Linked DNA regions of Homo sapiens: all the other regions are linked to region 2. Evidence: chromatin contacts called from ENCODE Hi-C data. All regions are on one chromosome and are shown on one strand. The core of a region is the stretch at or near the end of the contact, and the rest is flanking DNA. Distances in the headings are between cores, read along the strand shown. Region 1 overlaps HIVEP3 (HIVEP zinc finger 3). Region 2 overlaps HIVEP3 (HIVEP zinc finger 3). Region 3 overlaps HIVEP3 (HIVEP zinc finger 3). Region 4 holds the start of HIVEP3 (HIVEP zinc finger 3).

Region 1 (5,499 bases), core at 684-3,183, 300 kb after region 2:
CAATCCTTTCAGTTGCTTATCTCAAATAACTAAGTCACCTCCACTGAAGAAGTGCGATCAACCACTTGTAAGAAAGCAAAACTCCACAAGCATCCTAGCATCAGGGCCCACTAGTTGACTCCAGGATGAGTGCAATGATCTCTCCTGGGTACCAAGAAGACTCCATCCAGAGAGAGGGCAGATAACAAATGTCCATCTTAGGTCCCTTGCCCCCCATCCACCATCTCCTAGTCCCTGGGACCTCCATCTAAGAGGAGAAGCACCAGCCTTGGCAATGGAAGCCCACACCAGTAGGGGCTGGCCCCACACTGATCCTGGTAGGTTCATGCTTATGCTTCTGCCTCATGCTGAACTAGTGCATGCCTCAGCCCTTTGGAACCCCTTGGAGCTCTCCAAGGTACTGACCCTCATTCCTGGCTGGGCCCCTAAAAACAGTGTCATGGTGAAATGTGGTTATTTTGAGTTTATATATGGTTACAGTCTTTTAAAAAGAATCAATTCAAAATAAATTTGGCTTCACTGTTGTACCTCATTTTAAGAAGTAGTTTTCTAACTTTTCACCTCCAATTTATAGTGTGGATCTCTTTAAGAAGCCAGGTGGCCTATGTGGCATGTGGCTTATGGATTTGCCTGTAATGGCCCTGAAGCCTTTGACATCACCAAGTCCTCACTCCTTTGGATCTTGCCTGTCCTATTTCTTGGCCTTGTGCCCTTCCCAATCCCTTCCTATCAACTGCAGACTCCTAGGATGCCCTTTTCCAGCCCTTACAGGGCACTATGATTGTTTATTGACCAGTTTATTTCCCCCATTGGCCTGAGTCCTCCAATGACCAGATTTTTTTTTTTTTTGTACCTAATGCAGGGTTTGTGTCACCTGGGTCCTCAGTTGGTGTTTATTGCCCAGTGGGCAGCTAGTGAATAGTCTCCTGGGTGTGACCCAGGAGATCTTCCATCTCTTAAGCCCTTGGCTTTTCCTACTCCCCAAGGCCCACTCTGGCAGCCAGCCAGGTGTGCTGTCCTCCCAATGGTAGGAACAGTGGTCTGTGCTAGTCTCCTGCTCATAAGAAACTTCAGGATCCATGTCTTCTGCTTGCTTGTTTGTTGTATTTCCTAGAGGAAAACAGTCTGGTGTTAACCTTGGGTTTTACTGGCTACCTCACCCCATAGAAACACAACAATAACAACGAATGCTTCTTTGAACACCATTTTTCACTATTCTAAGCATTTTATATGCATTAATTATCAGTTACATTTGCTGTTAGGCAAATGCTACCACATCCTCTTTTTACAGATAATGAGGCAGACAGAGAGGTTATGTGACTCACTTGGGGCCGCCCAGCTGGTTAGTGACGGGCCCAGAGCACCCTCCAGAGACACTGTCCTGAACCATCGTGCTGTGCTGCCACCCACTGAGCTTGGAGCACCACGGGGAGGGGGTGGGGAAAGGCGAAACGTCAGGAGAGGGTGAGAAATGGGAATTTGGAGGCATAAAGTCAGGAAAAGGTTGAGTCCTTTTTATAATAAATTCCTAAAAGAGGGAATACGAAAATCGCAGTTGCTGTAGTTGTACAGATGAGTCCTTATCTAACTCCATACAATTAATATAAAGAACCATATAATTAATTTACAACTGGAAAAAAAAATACTTTATTCTAAAGATGAGCAAGCAGAGGCCCAGAGAAGCCCCCGAGTGCCCAAGTTACAAAGAAGAGTGTCCAGAGGCACTGGCTTAAGAAGACAGAAGGCACTCAGTTGAACCATTTTTACAATGGTATAAAGAACCCCCAAGGTGATATTTTAATAAACAAAATGACCCAGGTCATTAATCTCTCTGCTGCTTTGAGACATACACAGGTGCTCCCAGGGCTGAGGCTGTGGAATCCCAGCCAGCTATCCTCTAGGGGGAGCTAGAGGCAGTCCTTCCCTTTAAACAGGGCCTTCATTAAGCAAACTTAACAAACACGAGGAGCACAAACAGAAACCTCTTTCTCAGCTTGCAACGGACAGATGTTTAATAAGATGCCATGGGCCGGGTGCAGTGGCTCATGCCTGTAATTCCAGCATTTGGGGAGGCTGAGGAGGGAGGATCGCTTAGGGCCAGGAGTTCAAGGCTGCAGTGAGCTATGACCATGTCGCTGCACTCCAGCCTGGAGAACAGAGCAAGACTGTCTTAAAAACAAAACAAAACAACAACAAAAACAAAAAAATAAATAAGATGTCATGGATATGGAATAAATAGAGGATAAAGCCCACTGAGGAAATGCCTGAATTCTAGACAATCTCAGCAGCTTTCTTGCATTCCTCTGGAATGACTGGGCCACATCTGTATTGTGTTCCCATCTGGACACTTCATTTTAAGAGTGATAGTGACGCATTTATCCTGGGAAGGGAAATTAGCAAATACCAAGGCTGGTAGGGGGTGGGGGGGGACCTGGGCTGCTCACCCCAGAGAAGACTGGCCAGCTGGGCTGCGAAGCCACCACTCCAACAGTTCCCTGTCTGTGAAAAACAGAGTGTCCCCTTCCCTGAGGGTGCACTCCTCCTTGGGGGTGGGGGGACAGATAAGTTAGAACTGCCAAGGTTCTCTGCTCCTTAAATGCAGCCTAGCAGGATGGGTGGAGGGGGTGGGGGGCGGTCCTTGCAGCACTCAGAGCCAAGCGCTTTCTGGACCTGGTAAAGTGCCTATGCACTCTGGGGCCTCTGAGACTCCTACAGCAAGAAGGACCTTAGCTGTCTCCAGGCCCTGATCCAACCACTTCATTTCATTTTATCTATTTTATTTTATTTTATTTTTGAGATGGAGTCTTGCTCTGAAGCCTAGGCTGGAGTGCAGTGGTGCGATCTTGGCTCACTGCAACCTCTGCCTCCCAAGTTCAAGCGATTCTTCTGCCTCAGCCTCCCAAACAACCCCTTCATTTTCGAGATGAGGGCTCTGAGGCTCTGGGTTCCATGGCCAGTAAGAAGCAGAAGTGGGACTGGAGTCCAGTCATGCAGCCCCCCATCACCCTATCTAGTCCTCTTGCCATTTGGCCCACAGCCTCCACCAGCAGGAGCAACACTAGGCGCCAATCTTGCCCTGTCTTTCTGGTGATCTGGAAACAGTCCTATCATGGCAGCTGGAAAACAGTGGCTCACACTGCTGCCAGGCAATGTTCACCAGCTGGTCCTCCTCCCAAACACACTGGCAAGACCTAGTGACACACAGGGTGCCTGAGAGACTGTGCACCCACATACCGCCTTGCAATTGTCCATCCCCAGCCATTAACAGGTGCGACTTCTCTCCGCAGGACCACAGTGGATAGAAATCTCTGTGGAAATCTCCTCTTGGCTGCTAGCCATAGAGGACAGATCTTCTACGCCAAAGGGAGAAGGCTGAGAACCATAAAGCCATCAAGTAGGAGGGACCATGCAGTGCTCTCTGATGCCCAATATGTAACCATAATACATGAGAGACCATTAAAGGAGAAGAGCTGGGGAACCCCACCCCTGCCCCATGCCATACAACTCTTCCTAAACACAGGGTCTTCACAGCCAGCCTCGACAAGAGACACATGTAGAAGGGAACCATGACTAGCCATTCCACAGACCAGACCAGCACAGCCTGTTGTGGTGGAGACAGTAGCTTCTTCCCCAACCATTCAGCACTGCGGCCTGGGCTTCCTCACCTACAGATGTCTAGGGCTCTGATGCCTTCCTGTAGTTACCCACAGCAGCCCACAGCACTGCCCTTTCTCAATCTCAGCCTCCTCCCCACCCCTACACGGTCCATCCTCCAGTGGTGGGGGCTTCATCTCCTGATGGTCTTGACCTTGGGCACTCTTATCTTGCTGTCCAAGGGAAATCCCCAGAAGACACTGAGTAATGAGAGCTGAGAGAATGGGACCTTGCTTTTAGGCCATGGGTGAAATTCAAGCCCCAGTACGTCATGTCTGTGAGGCTTGTGGAAAGCTGGCTTCTGAGTGAGTGTCCCTCAGCCAGCACTCAGCAGACATTTATCTGGCATGACCTCTGCGCTCACACTGCCAGGGCTGGAGTGCAGAGCCACAGGAGAGTGGGGTCACGTGGGGACAGTTCTTCCCCTCTCCCTACCCTGTGCTGTATGAACTATATCCATCACCTCTTTTAGCTCTCATGCCACCATGGTGGTTGGTATGTTCCCATTCCACATATGAGTAAATGTAGACCCATGAGGGTTAAGGGAATGGCCCAAAGTCACATGGCTAAGATGCAGAACCAGAACTTGAATGCAGGCCCGGCTTCCCTAAGGCTAGTGCCTGCCACCAGATTATAGCCATGAATCTTGCATAACCTGGGTGAAACGCTTTTCCAAACTCTATTTCAAAATTATGAGTTGGCCTAAAATATGACTCCCACAGCATGCTAATCTTGTAATTACTATTCATTTATGACCACTCTCCATTGCATTTGCAACTGAAAGCTTTATTATGCATTAGTGTGTTTCGGTTCCACAAATATTTATGTTTCCATTCCACAGGTAAGAATAGGTACCCAAGAAATTCTTTTCCCCATTTTAAAATGGAGAGTTGCTCCTTTATGAAAGCATTCCTTTCAGTGAATCCATTTATTCAACTGCCCATTGATTCAAAAGCATTTACTGAGTGTAAAAGGCATACACGTTATATGCATGATATGCAAAATCAGCACTGCTCTGGGTTTTGGAGATACAGCAGTAATCAGGACAGATAAGGTTCCTGCTAAAATCAAACTTAGGTTCTAGCAGAGGAGACAGACAGTAAATAAGTAAATAAATAAATAAGATGGTTCAGGTAAGAGGTGCTATGAAGAAAGTAAAACAGGATGGCCTGGGGATGTAATAAGAGGTAACATCTGAACTGATACCTGTTACCTGCTGACTGAAAAGAAGTCAGCCATATAAAGATTAGGTGAAAGAAAGTTCTAGGCAGAAGGGGGTCAGGTGCAGTGGCTCATGTCTGTAATTCCAGCATTTTGGGAAGCTGAGGTGGGAGGTTACTTGAAGCCAGGAGTTCAAGACCTGCCTGGGCAACATAGTGGGACCCTTTCTCTACAAAAAATAAAAATTAGCTGGGCATGGTGGTGCATGCCTGCAGCCCCAGCTATTCAGGAGGCTGAAACAAGAGGATGGCTTGAGCCAGGAGTTTGAGGCTGCAGTGAGCTATGATCACACCACCGCACTCCAGCCTGGGTGATAGAGTGAGACCCTGTCTCAAAAAAAGAAAGAAAAAAAGAGAAAAGAAAAGAAAGTTCTAGACAGAAGGAACAACAAGTACAAAGCCCCTGAGGTAGGAATGGGAATGGTCACAGCCAGTGTTAATGGGACCTAGACAGTTCAAAGGGAAGCAGGGGAAGATAGGGAGGCTGACCCATAACAGGCCTCAGAGGCCCATGGAGGAGGCTTAGCTTTTATCCTAGTGGCATGTGGAGAACCAGGCATGAAAACACATATCATGAATCGCCAACAAGTGCCGTAGGAATCGATGCTTTTTTATTGTTTTTTTT
Region 2 (5,292 bases), core at 2,659-5,158:
TTCGGGACTCGGCCTTCTGCTGGGGTCAGAAAACAAGACAAGGTAAGGTGAAGGTTACATGCTGGGCACATGGGGAGCCGAGGCCTGGAAGTGGGAGGGGGACTCGCCCAAGATCACAGAGCGAGTCCAGGGTCCCGGCTGAGCTGAGCCCAGAACCAAGTTCCTGACTCCCTGCCCACAGATGCTGAGCCAGCTGCCATCTCTGGAATGGGCCATCTCCAGCTCGACAGTGACCATGAGTATGCTCAGGCCCCATGGTCTCCATGCCTCTAGCCAGCATATCTGTCTTCAAAGGAGGGGATACTTGAGCGACGTGGGGCCCTGTTGTCACCCATGAGCCTGGCCTCTATGTGGGTCTGCTGCCTGTCCTGTTCCTAAAATGGTCTTCACCCAGCTTCACTCTTGGACATGAGTTCCCACCTGAGGCTCTTTGCCCTTCTGCTACCTCCAGGAATTTGAATGTGAACCCAAAATTAAAAATCAAGGAAAGATTCCTAGATCAGTGTTCCTCCAGGAGTGACAGGGCTGGGTCATGGCAACACGGGGACAGAGAAGGTGTCGGAAGGGGGTCAGCTGACAATGATGGTGCTATCGGTGGAGGGGTCATGGCAGCTGAGGGGACAGGGATGGTGACTGTGCTCATGGGGTGGCAGCAGTGGTGTGTTGGTGCAATGGTGACAGTGGTGGTGCTGGCCATGGGGATAGTGCTGATGGTTGACAAGGATGATATTGGTTGTGGTGTCTCTGAGAGCACTGGTGACAGTGATATTGGAGATGGTGATGGTTTTGGTTAAGTTGTGCCATCTGCTCAAAGAACACAGGCAGATGGGGATGGGGTGGGGGATGGGGAATTGCACGAGTATTTACAACCTCATCCAAGGCCACACCCCTTGCAAGTGATATGATATCGTTTGGATATTTGTCCCCGCCCAAATCTCGTGTTGAATTGTAAACCCCAGTGTTAGAGGTGGGCCTGGTGGGAGGTGTTTGGGTCATGGGGACGGATCCCTCAGGGCCTGATACTGTCCTCCAGATAGTGATTTCTCATGAGATCTGGCATTTTGAGCGTGTGGCACCTTTCCCCCAACTCTCTCTCTTGCTTCCACTCTGCCATGTGAGATGCCTGTTCCCGCTTTGCCTTCTGCCATGAGTAAAAGCTGCTTGAGGCCTCCCCAGAAGCCGAGCAGATGCTGGCACCACGCTTCCTGTACAGCCTGAAGAACTGTGAGCCTATTCAACCTCTTTTCATTATAAATTACCCAGTCTCAGGAATTTGTTTATAGCAATACAAGAACGGACTAATACGTGGTAGAACCCATTTCCCATGAACTCCAGAGTCCATGCTCTGTGCTTCTGAGGCTAAAATAAAGTTTAATAAGCCAGCTGATTTAGGGCAGCCAGCATGGTGCATGGCACAGTAGGTGCCTAATAAATGTTTGCGAAATTATTAATAACTACTGAGCTGGCAGAGCTGTTTAGTTCCAGGTGTGATACCCAGGAGGGTGTGAACTTGCAACCCCTGCACCCACAGGGGAGAAGCGGCCCAGCCACCAGGGGCAGGAACTCACCCACGGGGAGGCGCAGGTCTCTGGGCTTCTGCTGAGGAGCTTGTGAGGTAGAGGCGCGGGCGGGAAGAGAACCCGTGGGTCCAGCCCCAAGCCTGGGCCATGCTCCCCCGCTGAGGGGCTGCCCGGCCCAGCCAAGGCCCACTTCCCTGGCGGCGCTGACCGTGGTGGTGACTCGGCCTGACCTGGAGACCATCTCCTGGTGGGCGAGTATCTGGGGAGGCCTGGGTCGGTGGTACCCTCGAGTTTGGAGAGCACATGTGCTCGAGGGGCCAGTTCTCTTCCCAGGGGGCAGAGGGTGAGAGGAGACAGCTGAAGTCTTGGAGACCCACAAGGGAGAGCGCCCATGCCCCTTCCTGGGTCCACGTGCAGGCCAGGTGGGCTTGGGGCTGAGGCCTGTGGTTCTCGGGCCGGGGAGCATCGCTGGGGAGATGAGTCGTTTTTGGTTAGCGAGTGTTTGCGGGCTAGTGGTGGACGGCTGCCTGCTTCTTTGCTTGGGGACCACGGTCTTCTTGGGGACACAGGCTTGTAGCTCAAGGCTGAGCCTGTGTCTTTCTCCACAGAGCCCAGAGGGGCCGGTCCCAGCCAGGGGAGGCCCGGCATGCTCTGGCTGGACATGGAGCAGCTGCTGGCTGTCAGGCGCTCAGCTTCCGAGACCGAGCTGCCTCGTGTAGCCTCCGTGCCAGAGGCGGGGGCATCTGGGGGCTGAGGGCCCAGGATGGGTGAGGAGTCTGCCCGCAGTGCATGTGGTGGGCCAGGCGGGGGCGCCTCTGAGGATGGTCTGGACAGCTCATCCTGGCTCTCCTCCTCATCCTCATCCTCGTCTTCGTCCAGGTCTGAGTCTGAGTCCGAGTCCTCCAGGTCCGAAAACTGGTGCTCCTCCACAGCCTCTGAACCCTCTCGTCCTTCCGAGTCCTGGAACAGGTCGTCACTGGTTCCTGAGGGCAAACACAGAAGACCCAAGGTCACAGTTGGGCCTTGGCCCCACTGCCCACACGGCTGCTCCTCTCTGAGCCCCAGTTTCCTTGCCTGCTGACTGGGCAAAATAGCCATCGCAAGGGCACAAGATTGTTGGGACAACCAAGAAACGTAACAGATATGGGAGCGCTTTGTAAATAATAATGAACAATAATTCCCTTATGCCTAGAATGTGCAATGTTCAGTTCTGAGAGCTTTAGGTATATTTATTCATTTAGACCTCAGAGAATCCTGTGAAGCTGGTACTGTTCTCATCCTCATGTTACAGATGAGGAAACTGAGGTAAGAGAAAGTAAGTAACTTGCCCATGGAAGACAGCAGTAGGGCTGGGATTGAGCCATAGCAAAGAAGACAGTCTTTGTTTGTTTGTTTGTTTGTTTGTTTGTTTCACTAGCATCTCAGTGCTGGCTTCACCATGGGCAACTTACCACCTTGCTCTGCTTGGTCTCCCCCTTTGTCGAATGAATGTGATGGTCTCACCTCACCAGGTTTTCTAGGAGGACTAAAATGAAGGCCTGGCACATATTGAGGGCTTAAAAATAATTATAGCTACCATATTAATACATTAATGATGAAATCTGTTATTCCAGGACAGGGCAGTCACACTGGCTGGTCCAGCAGCACAGAGCCATCCGTGGTCAGTGTACACACACATCTGCCACGGTGACCAGGCTCCCGGTGGCTGGCACAATGGCATCTGGCAGGTGGCGGACTCTGGCCTCTGTGGGCGGCTTGACTAAGCTGGCCTCAGGCTGCAGAGCAGGTCCCCATCCCAGCCACGCTCTTATCTGAGGAGCCACTGCCCTTTTGAAGTCCAGGCTGCCTCTAGCCTCGGGGCCCTCCCATTGCCTGCCAGCCCCAGCTCCACCCCATAGTTTTCGACCTACATGTGGCTGAATGCCCACTTTTGTCCACTTTGGACATCTGACTGCTGCATGTTGAGTGACTTGGAAGCAATTGTTCACAAGAGTAAACAAAAAACAAAATTGTGATACTTGTTTCAGATATTGTTGGACATTTAGGTCACTTGCACTCCTTAAACAGACTATAAGAATAATGACAGAGTTATTGAATAGAGTCTAAAAGTGGGGGTTAGGGCTCTGGAATACTAGCCTCCTGGTCTGATTCCTCTGGGATGACCCCAACCAGTCGGGTCACCTCTAACATGTCAGGAGTCTAGTTTGGGCATCTCTGAAATGGACAGCAATCCGGATGCTGGGGAGAGCTCCGCTAACATCTGGCCTGTTCGCTGGCCCATCACTAGACCATTGGAACCTGTTTCTGGTCTGCAGAGTGAGGTTGCTGACAGGTGGGTTGAGCTGGCCAGCCAGCCCCATCGCTCACACATATCAGTACTGCACCCACCTGACCAGGAGGGCTGGCACAGAAACTGACTCAGGCCGCTGGGGCAGCTAGGCTTTGGCTCTCAACCATGCCCAGCTGCCCCGGGGCCAGAAAGCCCGGAACTAGCACTTCCAAGTCACTCAATATGCAGCAGTCAGATGTCCAAAGTGGACAAAAGTGGGCATTCAGCCGGATGTAGGTCAAAAGCTATGGGGTGGAGCTGGGGCTGGCAGGCAAAAGGAGGCCCCTGAGGCTAGAGGCAGGGTGATGAGACCAGAGGAGGAATGAAGGATTAGGATGAGAGCAGGGCTGGGGATGGGGGTGAACTTTGTAGTTATGCCCCAGGCATTTACCTCCCTTGCCTAGGACTTTGGGAGGGGCCTAATTCAACACCTGTTCACCTGGCCCTGCCCCTCATTTACATACAGCAAAATCCAGGCACAGATGACCCAGTGAGAGCTGGTGGCTGAGTCAGAACTAAGGTTTACAGCCCTTGCATTATTACGCTGACAGTTTAAAAATGATGTGCTGCACTAAGAAGCAGGGAATGGTCGGGTTTGAATCTCAGCACTACCACTTCCTTGCTGTGTGACGTTGGATACTTTACTTTCTGTGTGTCTGGTTTCCTCATCTGTAAACTGGGTAGCAATAAAAGCACTCTAGGAAGCTGTTCAGAGGACTGTGAGGGTCTGGCACACAGTAAGTACCCAATAAACTTCAGCTCCTGTCATCCCATGATACCCTGTCCCCCCAGTCTCAGCAGGCAGGTAGCTGGGGTGGGATTGTCAGCATTTTGCAGATGAAGGTCACAGGGGTAGTGTTAGGAGTGAAGGAGAGTCAGGACCAGCGTCTCCTGATGTCCAGCAGGGAGGGCTCCTAAAGATCCTCTTTACTAATGTGGAAGTTGAGACCCAGTGGGGGTAATGGCCCGTCCTGGGCACTCAGTGCATGAATGCTGGAAGCCAAGAGTCCCCTGCCCAGCTCGGGGCTGGCCGGGGCCTCCACATCTGCGTTCCTGCAGGGCGCTGAGGGAATGCCCCTGGCTGGGCGGCCCCGCCCCTGCTGGGATCCAGGCCAACGCTCCACAAATGAGAGAGCTTGAGCGCGCGGCGGGCGCCGCTGGGAGAGGCCACACGGTGGCGCTAGCGCCCAGCCTGGCCAGCACCATGGGCAGGGCCGGGGCGCCTGGCTCCTTCCAGGCAGTTCTCCCACGCGCCACCTCGCGTCCCACAGACACGAACTCCTGCCGCTCCCCCCGGCATCTGTCTCGTCGCGGGAAGTGGAAACTCCATCCTTCAGTCTCTTGGGCCGTAATCCTTGGAGTCCTCCATGGCTCCTTTTCGTTCTTCCCCCTCTCTTCTGCCCCATATGGGGTCATCTGAGCCTGTGGGCTCTCCCTCCGGAA
Region 3 (5,904 bases), core at 372-2,871, 380 kb after region 2:
CTGGGCATGTGATTCAATTACCCTGTGCCTCAGTTTCCTTGTCTGTAAAATGGGGATGATGATAGTCCCTACCTCATGGGTTGCTGTGTGGTTTAAATAAATTTTCACATGTAAATTACTTAGAACCAAGCCTGGAATGCTCAGTCAGCACTCCTTAAGTGCTGGCTGCTTTGGTGCAGGCTCTGAGCACAGAGACAACCAAACATAGCACCTGCCTCCAAGGTACTTACAGCCTAAAGGGAGAAACAGAAAAGTGAACAAGAGCTAGGGTAGAAAAGATGCTCGGGGCACAAATGAGGGACCTGGAATCCAGGAAGGGCCTGATTCCTGGGCCAAGTGACAACTGGGTTGAGTTCTGAAGAGCCACAGTACAGGCACTGTGACAGCCCTTATTTATGTTTTCCAGCTTTTATTGTAGATTCATGTGCAGGTTTGTTACCTGGGATTATTGTGTGATGCTGAGGTTTGGGAGATGAATGATCCATGGCCCTTTTTATATAGTTTGTCATTTAATCCTTGGACCATTTTACAAATGAGGAGCCTGAGGCTCAGAGAAGTTAAGCAGCTTCCCCCGGAAAACCAACTTGGTAAGTGGTGGAGCTGGGATTCAAGCCCACATTTGTCTGATTCCAGAATCTTACTCCAAGTCTGGGCAAGGCGTGGGCTGGCCAGGCAGCTGCCTGAAGGGCAATTGTCTATAACCCTGGGGTCAGGGGGATGAGAAATGTGAGGCCTGTTAACCCAGGTCTCTGGGCAAGCTTCCTTATATAACCTGCACATTGTCAACGCTCCACTCAGGCAGCTCTCCCATTCCTTACTACATAATTATTAGATAATGCATAAGGGAGAGGTTTGAATGACTAGCCTGCCTGGGAGGCTGCCTCTCTACGGTCCTGCTTCCACCACACGGGAGCCCTGAAACGAGCAGGCCAGCTGGAGAGGTGGCCAACACATTCCTCACCCAGAGGCTCCGGGCTCCCCAGATGGCCACTGCCACCTGACCACACAGAGTCACTTTGCCAGAAGGACTGCCCTGCTTTAGGCCTGATCTGATCTTTTTCCAGGAAACTCGTCTGGTGTAAGATTTATGTGTCCAAACTTGCCAGCCTTCCCCTTTCACCCTGGACTAACAGGGACAAGAATTCTAATCAATGTGCAGGAACACAGAAAAAAAACAGGGAAACAGCAGGCAGGCCCAACCCCAAAAGCCCCAAACTTATTTCCCAATTTTGGGTTGCACATGTATTTCTACTCACATAAGACAGTTTGCATCCAACTGGGGGGAATTTTGAGTTTCAATTAAACTTTGCTAAAATACAAAACTCATTTCCCCTTAACTGTGCTTCCTGACAATGAAGTGGTGGTGTCACGGGGCAGAAGGGCTGATGGTGTGGGTTACCACAGCAAGGTCCATGCTGCAAAGACGGGCTGCCCCTCCTGCTCTGGGAGTCAACGCTTCCTGGGTCCACCAGGCCCAGCATTTCCACAGGCTGTCATCGGTGTGTCCCCAGCACAGCACCTAGCTAGATCTCAGCAAATGATTTGAATGTGTGGGGCTCCCTCCAGGTAAGAAAGGAACCCCTGCTCACGGCACTCCCCAGAAGTCCTTGGTAACTCACTTTCTCTTTCTGTTCTGAACATCCATTCGGGCTGGTTTAAAGCACAGCTCGCTCAAGAGGCAGCCCTCCAGAGGAGATCGGGGTTAATTACGTTTACTGACAGCTGTCTTCTTTCTCCTACAGTCACTTCTTCCCATGTCCTGATTTCATTGCTTGTGAAAAGAGATGGCCTTCCAATGGGAAAAGGCAAGGAGTAAAACTCACGAGAGAAAGCGTCCTGGAGATTTTAAGGAGAAAGGCACATCGGTTCTGCCAGCACAAGAGCTGCCTGTTTCCCTATCAGATATCAACACTCATTTAGTGCAAGGGTGAATATCACCTTTCTATTGAAAAGAAATAGAGTACCCTAGGAAAATAGCTTGCATCAAAACAAGAGAAAAGTAGGTTCTGAACCAGAACTAAAATATTTGGACACCGAAGCTGTGACTACTGATGCAAAGCCATTAACCCATAAAAACAAACATTCAAACAAGACACTGCATAGCTCTCTTTAAATGAGTCCAAACACCAGAGCTTTATCTTAAAACAAATAAACAACAACAACAAAAAATTCCTTTCCCCATCCCATCTCCACCCACCCACTAGGAGTAAAACATATTGCTAGCTCTGAGACTTTTCTAAGAACTTGGTCAGAGACACTGAGCGGCTGGTCAATATATTTCTTACAAATGGGGCTTTGAGAGCGGAACTAGCAGCTGGGTGCCAAGAACACAGTGGCTCTGCTCACATCTCACATATGCCCAGACGCTCTGAACCACAGCCTACCACTGCTGCCACAGGTTCAAGTTCTGAAACCCAAAGAGAGCACAGAGAAGGCAGGAAGAGAAGAAAAAAAGACCCAGATGTTGCAAATCAGAATAAGTGCTGAGTGAGGCAGTATCATGACATGGCAACGATAAATGTTGAACGTTGGCTCTCCTCTTGTCAGCTGACCCCTCTGCTCTGGGACCCTTCACACTGTGACTCCAGTTAAATCAACCAGCTGTGCCTCCAAGAAAGGCAGCATGGGTCAGTGTGGCTGCCTGGACTCTGCTGCTGACAGCTGCAGAGAGAAACTCAAACCAGCCACATAGCCTGGCCCACCTTATAGTCTGAACGTGCCCAGCCAAAAAGAAGAAAAGAAAACAGCTCAAAAAACAGCAAAGGCTGGGTACGGTGGCTCATGCCTGTAATCCCAGAACTTTGGGAGGTTGAGGCGAGCAGATTGCTTGAGCTCAGGAGTTCAAGACCAGCCAGGGCAACATGGTGAAACCCTATCTCTAAAAAAAAAAATGCAAAAATTAGCTAGGGGTGGTGGCACACATCTGTAGTCCCAGCTACTCGGGAGGCTGAGGCAGGAGGACAGCTAGTGCCCGCAAGGTTGAGGCTGTAGCGAGCCATGTTCGTGCAACTGCACTCTAGCGTGGGTGACAAAGCAAGATCTCGTCTCAAAAAAAAAAAAAAAAAAAACAGAAAAGCAAAAAACCCACAGCTGAGAAGCCTCTGGCTCAAACCCACATACAGAAGCTTGTCGGCTGCTGTGTGTACACATACCAGCCACCATGATCCTGGCCTTCTCTGACCATTGGTCTGTAAGGAAATAAGGTGATAAGTGGGAACTGGGCTCTGAACCCTGGAACTGAGAAGTCAGGCTGCTGCAAAACTCTCCAGGATATTAATCCCTCTCTCTGCCCAGTGGTTTTCAACTGGGGGCAGTTTAGCCCCCCTAGGGAACACTCATCAATGTCTGAAGACATTTTTGGTTGTCACATCTGGGGGTCAGGGGGTTGCTATCGCTACCTAGTGGGCCCTGGTAGAGGCCAGGTTTGCTACTATACCTCCTACAATGCCCAGGACAGCTCTCACAACAAGGAATCATCTGGCCCAAAATGTCAATGGTGCCAAGGCTGAGAAACCCTGCTCTAGAGCCTAAGAGTGCTGGGCTCAAATTCTAACATCACTGCTGACTAGCCCAGGGGCCTTTGTATAACTTACTTCACCTGTCAGAGCCTCAGGTTTATATATATGTGTGTGTGTATGTGTTTGTGTGTGTGTATATAGATATACATATATATTTATATTCATATATACATATTTTTATATATTATATATTTATATATTAAATATGCATATTTATATATAATACATTATATAACATATAATATATATTATATATGAATATGAAAAAATTATATATTATATATTATATATGAATATGCATATATAATATTTATTTTTTATATATATATATATAAATTGTCTTTCTGAGACGAAGTCTCACTCTGTTGCACAGGCCAGAGTGCAGTGGCATGATCTCAGCTCACTGCAACCTCCACCTACTGGGTTCAAGTGATTCTCCTGCCTCAACCTCCTGAGTAGCTAGGATTACAGACACTCGCCACCACACCAAGTGCAGGGATTACAGGCATGAGCCACCATGCCCAGCCTATTTTATATATTTAACAAAACTTATGTAGCAGTTTCTAAGTACCAGGCACTATTCAAAGCAGTTCATACATATTAACTCATTTAATCTTCCTAATCACCCTATGCTGTAGTGTTAACCTGACCTCCCCACTTTACAGATGAGAAAACTGAGGTGAAGGGAAATTAAGTAAATTGTCCAAGATGACCCAGCTAGTAAGAGGAGGACACAGGATTCACATTCAGCAATCTGGAGCCACAACCTACACTCTTCCATTAGCTCACTCACAGGGCTGCCTTACAGATCAAAGTTTACATTTATTATCTACCTTAGTCTCTCCTATCAAGGTGTGCAGCAAATGTGGCTTCTCAACCTTCATTCCATGTTAACCTTATACTGTTTACATTACCCTTGAACACTGAGACCAAGGATCTCACCACTTGCTTTTTCTATTTTCCTTCCATCACCCAGAATGGCAAACATTCAAACATTTCCACTCCCGAAACATGCAGCAACGCCAGAATGTTTATCCAGAAATTCAAAATGAGCTCTAGTGAGGCTGGCATGAATATACTCTAACACAATGTTTTCAAATATCGTGGCTCAACAACAATGACCAGTGCTAAGGTTGCTGCGAATGACATCTTAGGCCTGAAATTGCTCTCTGCTGTAACCCAGCACTGAAGGTGACTCTGGCCTTTGCATGCTGGCTTTGAAAGGTCCCAAGTCTGTCTACTTGGAAATAAATTAAAATGTTGTCTATATTTAACAGATAACCAGGCCTTACTAAGCAATCTAAAACACATACTCTAGAAGCACGCTGCAAGAGCTCCCTTCCTGGCCACTTTGCAGAAGAGAAACTAACCTTGCGCAGCAAGTCAGGACCCTCCCCCACAACCACCCCCCAGAAAACACAACAGTCTCACAAGTTTTAGTATGGTCGCGTCTGTAAGCAAAAGTAAGGAAGTCATAAGATAAGCCCCACGCTGGAAAACTTGATCCTTTTATGAAAGGATGGACAGGCTCACTGATTCAGGTGAGAAAGAAGCCCAAGTCCTGAGAGGTGCAGCTGCTGAAGACCAGGGTGGCCCCAAGCAGGCTATGTGCAGGCTCCCCTGTCCTCTACCTCTCAGTGAAGGATGTCCAGGAGATCCCACTCCTTTCCCCATGAACCCAGTTCCCTTCCATCTGCCCACTTTGGTCTCCCTGCACATAAACTCATCTCCCCCTACACACTCCACGTGGTCTGGCCCCAGCCTTCATTCCACCCATTTTAGTAGACTGCTTCCACAATGGGCTGTTCAGATCCAGGGGGTCCAATGTTCATATCAGGGCTTCAAATGACCTAACATTACCAGAGGCAAAGGTGCTTAGGTTAACCAAAAAGCAGGACCAGACTGTTGGCAACCCAGTGTGCTAATGCAGGCCACCCAGGCCAATCAGAAGTACTGACCAGAGAAAGGCACATTTCAGACTAAATAAATATTTATCTTTTTTGAAATTACTTAAAGATTGCAATTTGTTTAGAGGTGTAACTGGACCCCCCGCAGGCCCAAGGGAAGGCTGTTCTAGCTAACGGTAAGGAGAGGAGTAGAAGGCAAGGTGGAGGAGGGCCTTCTGAGGCAGGAAGTGAGGCATCAGGACAGGGTGTGGCTGGGAACATCCCCCAGGAACACATCAAGTGACTGATAAACATTTATTTGCTTTATATTAGGAGAATGAGAACACGGCCTATAGAAAACTGGGAGTGCTAAGGGCAAAGAAACGGCTTAAAGACAGAGAGACTATGTTTGAGCAAAGTGAGAAAGGCCATTCATTGGTACCCTCAGTTATTAAAATAATATATAATTCACCGCTAATCACGGCACTGCCCGGATGAAT
Region 4 (5,561 bases), core at 826-3,325, 400 kb after region 2:
GAATTGGGAAACTGGAGGCCCTGCAGGGGTCCTTCTCCTGGGTCCAACTGTCTCCAGGGTGCAAGAGGGGTGAAATTACCAAATGAAAGTTCAGATAAGCAATTACTGGCTGAAAGAGACACAGGAGGGTCTTCAGATCAACACTGACCCAGAGCTAATACCACACTGTCCTCAGAGGGACACACGATCACTGACCTGTATTCTTCACATTTAAGTTGCTAGAATTATTCCTCCTTGCCCCCACTCTCTCCCTGCCCCCAGCATACACATAATTACATAAAGACGTCTTAAACAACTGTAGCACCCAACTTCTTCAGTCTGGGGGAGAGCCAGGAGATGGTGGGGAGCTGTTTGGGCACACGTCTGATCATTACATAATCACACAAACATGGGCTGGAGAACACTGCCATGCAGATCAGTTCAGCAAACACCTCATTCTCCCTCTTTCCTCTTCCCTCCCCCCGTAACACCCAAAATGCACACCAGAGTTAACAAAACCGAAGCACTCCAGGTAGCCAGTGGGCACCTGGCTGCTGTGGTTACAATGCCAAGGGCTACCAGAAACGTCAGCGTATACCAGAAAGAGGGCCAGGGTGCTGCTCACCCAGCGACCAGATCTGCAGACCCTCTTCCTGCAACCACTGCCCCCGAAGTTCAAGGAAGGGCCTAGCCACAGAAATATTCCTGACCTGCAACAGAAACCAAACCAGCTACGTTAAAGGAAACCAATGCCGAGCCTCCAAGTTCCTCTGCACCACTGCCACACTCAGGAGTCCTCAGCAGCCTGGACAATATCATTAGGGACCATTCGGCACCATCAGTGTTTCCATTTAAAAGATAGTAAAATGTGGGGCATAACTTGGAGGGGACACTCTCTCTGCTAGCAGGGAGGCAAGAATCCCCTATAGAATAGGAGTTTGGTTTGGGTTTGGTTGGGTCAGGTTGGGGGTTGGGAAATGATTTTGCTTTAGGAATATTTTCAGGGGGCTAGGATTAAGGGGGAAAAAGAAAGCTATCCCCTCTGTCTCAGCAGCCAGCATCATACGAATCTCACTCTCAACCAAGCAGGCTACTGCAGTCCGCCTAAACAATCCGGAGCAGCAGCCAAGGCAGCACAAGAAAACGCCGGTGCCACGGAACGCGATGCCTAAGCCCCCCAGCCGAGGCTCCTATGGAGCCGGCCGCCAGTGCGCGGGTGCAGAGCCCAGCAGAGCCTGCTGCAAGCAGCGCTGGAGCGCACGGCGCGCATAGGGTTACAGCCCCGCCGCCGCCGCCGCCGCCGCCGCCTGTGATTGACGCGCGGGGGTCACTTGAGGCTCGCGCCGCTCCCCAGCACCAGGCCGAGCAGCGCGCTCAGCCCACCGGGGGCACTGGCCGCCACGCGCAGCCCACCCGGCCGGCCCCTGCGTCTCGGCAGCCGGACACCTTGCCTAAGAAAGGCATACACAAAATGGAATCGCAGCTCGCTATTCTGCTTCGCGGTGCGGCCTCAGGCAAAAACACAATCACAAGGTAAAATACAGCGCAAGGAATCCATCCGCCGAATAAAAACCCAGAGTCCCCTACCTTCGGCCTTGGGATGGCAAACTGGTCCTGTGTTCTCTGACCCACGGATCCAGCCCCTTCTTCATGAATTATTCCGGCCAGGCAGGATTTTGTGCATTTTTTTCATGAACACCTGTTTCAAGTAAGGGGTAAAGACCTTATTGAAAGAATTGTCCTTAAAAAATAACCTGTGCATACGTATGTCCATCCAGGCATGCATGCGTGTTTGTATACACACATATGCACACGGAATAGCCATGTACATTGAAGCACCAAACTAGGCAGCTGGATAATGGGAGAGTCGGCTGGTTGTGAGCATGCTCGCGCCGGGAACAGATCCACCCTCTGTTATTCCTCTGAATAAATATAAATCACGATCAGAAACCCAAACAGAAGCATCCCTCTTGAATTCGTGCTGCTGAAAAACACGGAATAAATTCAGCCTGCAGACACAGAATCTAATCAGCAGCTGTTTTCTGAATCCAGAGCCAACCCATGCCTCGCTTGTCTTTTCCACTAGGAGTCCAGACCTTTTTTGAAAGGGGGTTTAACCTTTTAAAGACACAGTACACCAATTATCACTTCGGAATAGCTGTCACTCCCAGCGCAGGAAGCCAGTCCCATGCCTAAAGGCACAGTAGGCTTGCACACAGTGATAAGGATTTCATTTATTGGTGCTTTTTAAAAAACAACATATATGTATAATATATGTGCATATATATGCACATATATATGCACACATATTATATATATATACGTGGAGAGAAAAAATGCAAATGCAAGTCATAAATATTTATTGCACTGATGAGCTTCTCAGTACTAATTGGCACGTTATGTAAACACTATGATCCTTCACTTCTGAACACCCATGTTCACGGGTCAGACGAGACAGGGCACTCTTGTCAGCAAGCGTGTCACACCTCACCAGCCTCTGGCTGCAGATCAGGGGCCGGGGAGCCTCAACAGTGCCTGAAGGGAGTGGGGTCTCTGCACCTGAGAGCTCAACACGGGCACTCCTTGCCCTGCCCTGCCTTGCTCTGCAGTCTCAGGGTCCATGTCCACAAATCAAAGAATAGTTCTGGCACTATTTCTAAAGTCGAACATAATCCAGAGCCACATCGCATTCCAAGACATACTTTCTTTCAACCAGAATCAGGAATCAGAACTACCACCTGAACCTTAGTTAGAGTCTTTACGATTCAGACTTAGGCCCTTCTTCAAGATTTTGTTATTGAGTTCTGTTGTTTTGTTTTTCACTTTTCTTTTAAGGGTCAGCATGGAGGTATGGAGGTAGAAAAACAGGGTAGGGGGAGAGACAACCTCCAGCCTAAATTTTTTTGAAAAAAATTATTCTTCGAGTACTTCAGCCACCCAGATGGTGTTTACTGCAGTTTTGTTCTGGCTTTTAAAGAGGTAGCGCTGAGAAGAAACAAGAGTCCTAACCTTGCTCACGTGTGTTAAGAAGGCAAATGTCTTTGACAGTTTCTTTTTCACCCCAGCCCCAGAGCTCCAGCATGGCGCTGTCTGCTCCTCCGCTGGTTCCCGCCTAAGAGCAGCGGCAGTGGCTCACCTCGGGAGCTACAGGGGCGCTCCTACAGCCGCTCCAGCATCACAGCCCATTCCCTCCCTTGCCTAGTCCTGCCAGGCAAACCGTGAAAACAAGTGCACTGTCACCCTCCCACCTCATCACAGGCGCTCCTGTGTGGACCCCTCCCAGCGACACACACACACTCTCTTCCTTCCCCTCTTCCAGGGCCCTTTGGCAGAAAATTATCATATTTCATGTGTCATCGCCCAAGCAAGCTGGGTCCATCACTGATTGGCTGGGCCCTGGCAGCCGGAAATGTCACCAGCCACACAGCGTGGAGCTGGCTCTCCCGCGGCCACCACAGACCTGAGCCCAGGAGGCTCTGTGACAAGGCACAGACCTACCACAGAGAGCCTGTCACTCTCTCCCTGGTCCAGCCCCTGCCCCCTGCTTCTCCATCTACCCAGCCCCCCGGGGAATAGGGGCTGCGAGGGGATGGTGAAGGAGTCTCAGTGACATTCCTATTTTCCCAGCATGTTTGAGAAGAAACTAAAGATGTCTCCAATCAGGTTTATAAATTTGGAGAACTTGTTTTTGACAAAAACATTCTGTCTTCACACTAAAAAAAAATCAGTAAGACTGGGTGAAAACAAGATGGTTTTTTTTTTTTTGTTTTGTTTTTTACCCCAGGAGAGTTTACTAGATGCTGCTGTTTATTTCCCATCTAACATCTCAGGCACCAAGGTATAATCATGTCACAGGGCTGTCCGATAATTCAGAAGGTGATTCGAGTCCATCCTCTTACCTTTAAAGAGAACAGCTCCAGAAAATGAGGCTTTGTAACTTGGCTTTGCAATGTATCATGATGCCACACAACTTTTTAAGGGTTAAATGATCTTTGTAGTGACCAACATGAATCACTTCAGCTGTAATTTAATCTTAGTCCCTCCTGCTGTATCTTCAGCAGGCTTAGTGTGACTCACCATTTAAGTCTCACCTTATTCTGTTCTCCTGAGTAAACTAAACTCTATCTCTCTGTCCTTTTCAGTAAAAGTTTTTCTCAACCCTTTAATTATGCTGCTTTAAAGAAAAAGCCTCCCAGAGTTACATGAGTCTGGAAGGTCATTTGGTCCATCTATCCATATGATGTGTCAGAACTCTCCACTATTTCCATACGGGGGCTTTTGGTTTGGGGAATGGTAAATTCACTGGCAATGCTGGGAACCAGGGAAAGATGCCATCAATAAAGCAGACATTTTGAATAATATGGGAAGATACAAAGTAGATGGGACATGGGAGGAAAAACTAATTAGTACTGATAAACTCATGATTCTGCAAAGACCCTGATATGGTTTGGCTGTGTCCCCACCCAAATCTCATCTTGAATTGTAGTTCCCATAATCCCCACATGTCATGGGAAGGACCTGGTGGGAGGTAATTGAATCATGGAGGCAGGTTTTTCTCATGCTGTTCTTGTGATAGTGAATAAGTCTCATGAGATCTGATGGTTTTATAAAGGGTAGTTCCCTTGCACACGCTCTCTTGCCTGCCACCATGTAAGATGTGCCTCTGCTCCTCCTTCACCTCTGCCATGATTGTGTGGCTTCTCCAGCCATGTGGAACTGTGAGTCCATTAAACCTCTTTTTCTTTATAAATTGCCTGGTCTCAGGTATGTCTTTATTAGCAGTGTGAGAACCGACTAATACAGACCCCTAAGAAGTAACTGTACAGGTTTCCAGAAAACAGTCTTGGAAAATCCCAAACTCAGAGAATCAGGATTGGAGGAGAATCATAGGCAGCAGTTTAAAGGCAAATTAAGGGACATCAGGAACATGGTCAGTTTCTCCACACAGAATGGCTGGACACAGAAATAGGTCCACAGCTTCTTTGGAAAGTGAGAGGTTTGTTCCAAATATAATAGAAGCCAAAGGTTGAATAGGGGCAGGATATCAGCTCCTTTTGAAATGCCACTGCTCTTCCCCAAAAAGTGCGCACACACACACACCACACACACACACACCACATGCACACAAAAGAGATTTAAAAAATCAGATAAAATATAAGATATAACAGAGAGATCCAGAATATCCAATCAATATTAGCCTAATAGGAGTTCCAGATGGAGGCATCATTAATGAAGAAGAAATCAATAATCAAGGAAATAACAGAAGAACATTTCCTTAACCTGAAGAAAGTCTTTAGGCCTTAGATCAAATGCTGTGCTAGGCAGCAGGACTACTGAAAGAATACACACTTCCAGATGTACTCTGATACTCCAAGAGCAAAGACAAACAATGACAAGCTTCCTCATAAAGGAGAAAAATCAGGTTGCTTAAAAGGAAAGAAAATCAGACTAATACCATACTTCTCATCTGTAACACTATGCTAAAAGACACTGGTATAATTTCTGTAGAATTCTAAGGGAACATTATTACAATTTAAGAATTCTACCAGCTGCCAAACTATAATTTCTCTTATGCAATGAAA

The links. A loop is a pair of places that touch in the nucleus more often than their neighbours do. Pooled maps may share reads with other maps.
Region 1: a map of mammary epithelial cell shows a loop between it and region 2 (2.9-fold over the local background). The contact joins two enhancer-like sites. A Hi-C loop is called at or near these places in 1 of 168 maps with a recorded cell type or tissue (mammary epithelial cell), 11 of 37 single-sample maps with no recorded cell type and 11 of 50 pooled maps.
Region 3: a loop to region 2 is called in a map with no recorded cell type, with 9 times the contacts of the local background. The contact joins two enhancer-like sites. A Hi-C loop is called at or near these places in 1 of 168 maps with a recorded cell type or tissue (PC-9), 15 of 37 single-sample maps with no recorded cell type and 10 of 50 pooled maps.
Region 4: a pooled map shows a loop between it and region 2 (2.8-fold over the local background). The contact joins the promoter of HIVEP3 here to the enhancer-like site in region 2. A Hi-C loop is called at or near these places in 1 of 168 maps with a recorded cell type or tissue (PC-9), 1 of 37 single-sample maps with no recorded cell type and 7 of 50 pooled maps.

Annotation. Positions count from the first base shown.
Region 1 is chr1:41,810,263-41,815,761 of GRCh38, forward strand. All of the region lies in intron 1 of HIVEP3 (HIVEP zinc finger 3), which reads right to left. Among named protein-coding and RNA genes, the nearest start is that of HIVEP3, 110 kb to the right of the region's middle. Within about 2 kb of position 1,934, at least 12 of the 41 ENCODE cell types and tissues checked have a DNase peak (open chromatin) inside an H3K27ac peak, as active enhancers do.
Region 2 is chr1:41,511,248-41,516,539 of GRCh38, forward strand. It overlaps HIVEP3 (HIVEP zinc finger 3), which reads right to left. Exons shown (of 9, transcript NM_024503.5): 8 at 1,569-2,503; 9 at 1-19. Among named protein-coding and RNA genes, the nearest start is that of EDN2, 29 kb to the left of the region's middle. RefSeq lists an enhancer at 1,781-2,281 and a silencer at 4,926-5,105. Within about 2 kb of position 3,909, at least 12 of the 41 ENCODE cell types and tissues checked have a DNase peak (open chromatin) inside an H3K27ac peak, as active enhancers do; they include PC-9, where a contact is called at or near this core.
Region 3 is chr1:41,890,075-41,895,978 of GRCh38, forward strand. All of the region lies in intron 1 of HIVEP3 (HIVEP zinc finger 3), which reads right to left. Among named protein-coding and RNA genes, the nearest start is that of HIVEP3, 26 kb to the right of the region's middle. RefSeq lists an enhancer at 1,383-1,682. Within about 2 kb of position 1,622, at least 28 of the 41 ENCODE cell types and tissues checked have a DNase peak (open chromatin) inside an H3K27ac peak, as active enhancers do; they include PC-9, where a contact is called at or near this core.
Region 4 is chr1:41,916,847-41,922,407 of GRCh38, forward strand. It overlaps HIVEP3 (HIVEP zinc finger 3), which reads right to left and starts at 2,076. Exons shown (of 9, transcript NM_024503.5): 1 at 1,567-2,076. RefSeq lists silencers at 1,012-1,306, 1,358-1,407.